2 separate regions of the Homo sapiens genome follow, and region 1 is linked to region 2. A link is a contact called in ENCODE Hi-C or POLR2A ChIA-PET data. All regions are on one chromosome and are shown on one strand. The core of a region is the stretch at or near the end of the contact, and the rest is flanking DNA. Distances in the headings are between cores, read along the strand shown. Region 1 overlaps PTPN14 (protein tyrosine phosphatase non-receptor type 14). Region 2 overlaps SMYD2 (SET and MYND domain containing 2).

Evidence for each region. Hi-C counts contacts between places; a loop is a spot of excess contacts on that map. ChIA-PET counts read pairs that join two places held with the same protein, here RNA polymerase II (POLR2A). Pooled maps may share reads with other maps.
Region 1: a pooled map shows a loop between it and region 2 (7-fold over the local background). The contact joins two enhancer-like sites. A Hi-C loop is called at or near these places in 6 of 50 pooled maps. POLR2A ChIA-PET finds 5 or more read pairs at or near these places in 3 of 52 experiments (A549, H1 and activated naive CD8-positive, alpha-beta T cell).

The regions. Positions count from the first base shown.
Region 1 is chr1:214,523,988-214,526,975 of GRCh38, reverse strand. All of the region lies in intron 1 of PTPN14 (protein tyrosine phosphatase non-receptor type 14), which reads left to right. Among named protein-coding and RNA genes, the nearest start is that of PTPN14, 26 kb to the left of the region's middle. RefSeq lists an enhancer at 465-1,348. Within about 2 kb of position 1,320, at least 3 of the 41 ENCODE cell types and tissues checked have a DNase peak (open chromatin) inside an H3K27ac peak, as active enhancers do.
Region 2 is chr1:214,331,693-214,334,588 of GRCh38, reverse strand. It overlaps SMYD2 (SET and MYND domain containing 2), which reads right to left. Exons shown (of 12, transcript NM_020197.3): 10 at 2,397-2,571; 11 at 281-389. Among named protein-coding and RNA genes, the nearest start is that of SMYD2, 52 kb to the right of the region's middle. Within about 2 kb of position 1,494, at least 7 of the 41 ENCODE cell types and tissues checked have a DNase peak (open chromatin) inside an H3K27ac peak, as active enhancers do.

The sequences.
Region 1 (2,988 bases), core at 71-2,570, 190 kb before region 2:
GGGATTACAGGCATGTGCCACCATGCCCAGCTAATTTTATATTTTTAGTAGAGACAGGGTTTCTCAATATTGGTCAGGCTGGTCTCAAACTACCAACCTCAGGTGATCCCCCCGCGTTGGCCTCCGAAAGTGCTGGGATTACAGGCGTGAGCCACCGCGCCCGGCCCACCTGCTCTCTTTACCACTTCATGACTTTCTTTCCTCTCCTCTGGTTTTCTAATTTTTCCTCTTTTCTGTCTCATCACTTCTTCCACACATCTCAAACCTAAACTAAACCTGGATTTTTCAAACACTGATAATCAGAATGCCTATTCTTCTCTGCTGTGTTTGGGCCAGTCAGTACTTGGATATAATCTTGGGTTCCTTTCATTGCTGTGGTTGTGGTGATCTAAGAACTGTTTTTTTTTCTACCAGAGCTACCTCTCTTTTTCTATTTTTTTTTTCTTTTAACCATCTGGGGACCTTGAGTCCTTACTTAACAGATTCTAAGGGTAGTCAGTCTCCTTGGAGTGTATATTTTATTGGCAATTGAATATATTCAAATGGCATTTTTCCTTTAATTCCTATCTGACCTTTAGAAAATCAGATAGTGACTTTTGGAATGGTATTTGAATTACTGTTGGTATGTGTATACTCTGACTCCAAATTAATGTTAGTCACTTTATTGTCTAAAAACGCTACCCAGGCACCATTAGAAGTGACTCTAGCTTGGCCGGGCGTGGTGGCTCACGCCTGTAATCCCAGCACTTTGGGAGGTGGAAGCAGGCGGATCACCTGAAGTCAGGAGTTCGAGACCAGCCTGGCCAACATGGTGAAAACCCCTGTCTACTAAAAATATAAAAATTAGCTGGGCGTGGTGGTGTGCGCCTGTAATCCCAGCTACCCAGGAGGCTGAGGCAGGAGAATCGCTGGAACCCAGGAGACAGGGGCTGCAGCGAGCTGAAATCATGCCACTGCACTCCAGCCTGGGTGACAGCGCAAGCCTCCGTCTTAAAAAAAAAAAAAAAAAAAAAGTTGACTTTAGCTTGTTCCTTGAGAGTCCCTTAGGCCATGTAAGATGAAACTACTCTGGGCAGATGTGTAACGGGCCAAGTCCATTTTGAATTTTTGCACCTCCTCCTACCATCCCCCATCCTCACCCATGTGGTCTAGTGGAAAGTGCACGCCTGTGGAATTTCAGAAACCTGAGTCCCAAGTCACTAATTAGCTATTTTGGTTTTAGGCAAGTTACTTAGCCACCCATGACTCAGTTTCTTTGTCTTTGTTGACTTAGTTGATCTAGTAGAATATGATTCCTAAGCTTCCCAGCTGAACACCTCTGTACAGATTCATGAATTCTAGAAAACTTTTTGTTTTAACTCTGTGGTTGAATTTGCGGTCAGAGTGAAAGAGGAAACTTCTGTGCTGTTTACTCTTCAGAAGAAACTAGTTGCCAGGTTTGTTTTTGTCCAGGAAAGATTCAAGTAGCAAATTTAAATAGTAAATTTAAACTTTTGTTTTGCTGTGATAAGTCATGTTATTTGAATGATCTTAGCATTCGCAGCTGACCCTTCCCATGAGAAATGGGACTATAACGTATGCAGTATACTTGTTTTTACATTTGTTTACATTACAATTAATTTTGTTTGGATATATTTTCAGAGGTTCACCAGGTTTGTTGGGATCATTTTAGAAAAGTGTCCCGTCAGAGGTTGGAAGTGGTTGGGGTAAGAGGTTTAGTAGAATTTAGCCGAAGTTTTGCTCCACTGTGGAAAAAGATACATATTCTGTTGTACCTCCACTGCCCTCTGCAAAACATTGCCTTCTGTCACAGTGCTGGCACCGACTTCTGAATCTTCGCAGAGATTTAGTGCTGATTCTGTGTAGTTCTTTAAAGTGTTTGTGGGACTGCTATATGTTACATATATACCTCCTTGGCCTCTCCTGAGCTGTGGTTTGCTTCCTTTTGGGAATTGCAACATGATCTCCAGGGTTTTGGGTTTCCTGACACCCTCCATGGCAGATTCCTTTATAGTGTACACTTACTACATTAATTTGTTTTGAAAGTTTCATAACTTATTTTGAAATAATTTGAGACACTTGGGGTGTTTCAAATTCTGGGCTGGAAATCTCTAGAGAACAGGATGTGATAGACAAGAGAGAGAAGAGAAGATTGGGAGGTGGGTGAAGGATTTTGAAATAGGAAGCCATAGCTGATATGTTAGAGATTGCTGGAGAGGAGCATAGTCTGAAAAAATAAATTTCACAGGAGATATGTTGTCTTTCCATTGATCCTATTATATTTTGAATCCTTCTCCACTCGCCCCCTCCCGCCTTTTTTTTAAGAGATAGGGTCTCTCTTTGTTGTCCAGGCTGGAATGCAGTGGCACGATCATAGCCCACTGCAGCCTTGACCTCCTGGGCTCAAGGGATCCTCTTGCCTCAGCCTTCCGAGGAGCTGGGACTACAGGTGTGCAGCATCCTGCCTAGCTAATTTTTACATTTTTGTTAGAGACAGAGTCTTGTTTTTTTGCCCAGGCTGGTCTTGAACTCCTGGACTCAAGCAGTCCTACTGCCTCAGCCTCCCAAGTAGCTGGGATTACAGGCATGAGCCACCACGCCCAGCCCTCTTCACTTTTACTGCCTTGATACGTGCATACTGTTTCCTCTTCTAGGCCCACTTCATATAGAAGTAGTTTCAAAAACTTGTAAATCAGCTTGCAATGAGGAATTGATTTTCTTATAAGAAAATCGTTCTATAGAACGATGTGAAAATTGGTGCTTTAGTTCTCAGCTGTCTGGCAAAAGCCTTCTTGCCTCTTATGTAGCATACTATAGAATCTAGTCAGCCAGACGTGGTGGCTCATGCCTGTAATCCCAGCACTTTGGGAGGCCGAGGCAGGTAGATCACCCGAGGTGAGGAGTTTGAGACCAGCCTGGCCAACATGGTGAAACCCTGCCTCTACTAAAAATACAAAAATTAGCCAGGCGTGTTGGTGCATGCCTATA
Region 2 (2,896 bases), core at 245-2,744:
AATTCCTCCAGGCACAGGCTGGGCCTGTGATCACGGCCAGCCCTCTGGATGTGGGCACCCATTCCCTTTGAGGGAGGCCTGGACACAAACACAGCAGAGGTGCACTCTCTCACTCCCCCCTCACCTGCAGGACCCACCCCCGCTGCTCCCACGGCAAGAGGGTGGGTGAGAGCTGCTCACCCTCCACTGCTTCAGCCATTCAGCCTGGTGAGGCATGAAGGAGGTGCGCTAAGGAGGCCATCTGGCCACTGGGAATCCTAAGGCCGAGTTACAGACATACCTTCTTCAGGGCTTTCTCCCCTGCGGCTTTGTGTTCCAGGCCCATGTAGAGTCTCCCTAGCTTCAACCACATGGAGGCCACGTTGAGGGAGTACAAAGGATAGTGCTTACTAGAACAAGAGAAGAGACAACAGGCCACCATGTCAGCGGCTACTGAGCCGCCCCACAGGCTGGGTGCAGTAAGCCGGAGGCTGCCATGCTTAGGGCCAACCTCTGCCCACCAGCGGCCTCTCCAAATCCCACCAGGGTTTGGGTGGAGAGCGTGGATGCTGCCACCCTGCCGAATCATTGCAGATGTTGTTCATTATTTGTAGTTTGTGTGTTTCTGAAAAGCTACGTAACAACTGCAGGAGAAATCCTATTCAAAAGCATTTGTAAACACAATCTTCAATCCCAGTCCAGATTTTTATATTTCAGACATACCCAGAGGAAGACCCTGGGAAAACAGCTTGTGAAGTAAATGTCCCATTTATGAAGGCAGCAATTAGGCCTATCACCTTAGGTACTCAGACATACAGCCACCCACCCAACCCCCACCCACCCCAATGTGTCTTAAGACCCCAGCTTTCTGTCACACTATGATATGGGTTGGTTTAGCAAAACAGTTAAGTGCTCTGAAGTCAGAACACTTCCTGTGTCTTCTGGATGTTCTTTCCCCATTGTCCAGCAGGGGCTTTAGATACAGCAAGTGTTCTCTCCGGCTGTACCTGAAGACTGACTGATGGGGTCTGCCTGGGAAACAGCCATTTCCCTAAGAACAGGGCCCAGAGGCAGCTGGTGGGTGAGCCAGTGTGTGTGTTTACATGTGTGTAAGAGGTGTTTATTTAAAGGCTAGGCTGTTCCACCCTGTGTCTCCTGAAAGTCAGTCCAAAAAGACATGTTCTAGCTGTATTCCTGGGTAGGAGGCAGCCCTGGGACCCACGGCCCCACAGAAGACCAGAGCTGGGCTTCCGGGAGGGGCTCACGCAGATAAAGATGGGTCTAGCAGAGCAAGGCCCTGCTGGGAGAACCACAGGGCTGGGATGCTGTCTGTCTGCTCCTCTCTCCCTACAGATCTCACACAGAGAACTGCGCATGAGGCCAGTGCACTTCCTCACACACTCTAGGAGAAAAGGAAGGTTTGAGTTTATCCCCAATTTAACAAATTCTGTTTCCAAGAGCAGATTTTAAGAGCTGGCTTCCTTTGGGCTCCCCCTGCTGGCTAATCAGGGCACAGTGGGGTAAGTAGAGGGTGGAGTGGGCAGTGGACATTCAGACCAGACACAACCTTCACAGACCCTAATCTCGGAAGTGGAAGGAGACTGAGGGCTTCTCAAACTCCTGAGAAACACCTGGGATGCTTCCAGAACACAGATTTCTGGGTCTAATGCCCAGCGACCCTGATTCACTTGGCCCACTTGGTGTTGGACGTACCCTGTAAATGCATAATATCAGTGCCTTTAAAAAGAGCTCCAGTGATCCCATCTAGGCCACCTCAGCCCTGAAGTGTCTAGTCCGAGTCAGAGGACAAAGCCACAACTTCCGTCTGTCACCCACTTTTAGGTTTAGTAACCCTCTCAGGCAGGAAATCTCTCCAGGGCTAATATTCATTATTACTACAAATTAAAAAGCAATTTTTGTTTCTTTTTTCCAAACCTGGGGTGGGGAGATTAGATAACCACGGTCAACCCACTGGTCCCAGAGCTTCCCCATTTGCAAACTGGGGCTGTAATTTGAAAAAGCAAAAGAAGGGGATGGTGTGAGTAATGATGAAAACCAGGGTTTCTGAGACCACCACTTAGTAATTAAACTTGGAAGCAGTGGGTGGGAAAAGAAGCAAACTAGTGGCTTCTCAAAACTAGCCTGAGTTAACTACTATGGATATGGCCCTGGATGGACCTGGGAGGGATCTTGCCCCAGTATCCGCTGCATAACCTCAACCTGTCTCCTTGGGATGATGGTGAGAACAGGCCTGACTCGGGAGCAGTGCCCTGCACCAGCACCTCCAGATGTGGGTGCAGAGAAGAGGCAGCTGCGCTAGGCAAGTCTCAGCAATGGGCAGGAAGATGACACTATCGTATACATTCTAAACAACCAAATTCCACTCCGTGGATGATTAGAACAGCCTCTGCAATCACCTGTAGGGCTTAATGATTTTCTGTCCATATTGCAGGGCTCCTTCCCAGTCCTGCATGTACAAGCAGACACCCATGGCCTGGTACATCATGTGCAACATGTACACGTTACTGTCCTCAAACACAGAGCTCATCTTCTCCTGGCTGAGCTCGCAGATCTCCAGCAGCTCACTAGGGGGTGCTGTGGAGTCAAGGAAAGGGCCACCGGGCCCAAGCTGCCTGGAGGCTTCCCCAGGCTGGGTTCAAGGAGTTATTTCGTCCACTCCACTCTCACCCTTACCCCATGAAAAAGTAACTTACAGAAAGCCAAGCAAAAGTGAAAGGAATTACATTTCTCCAGAAAAAACAAATGAAGAAAACCTGAAGGTCGGAACCGCTCAACTCAAGAATTTTAGCCGCAGGGTCCAGACCCCTAGTTCTGATGTAAACAATGTTGATTAAAATCACGATTCTAATCAAATTCAAATCCTCACCCAAGTTGGAACCCTGAGCACGACTCCCAC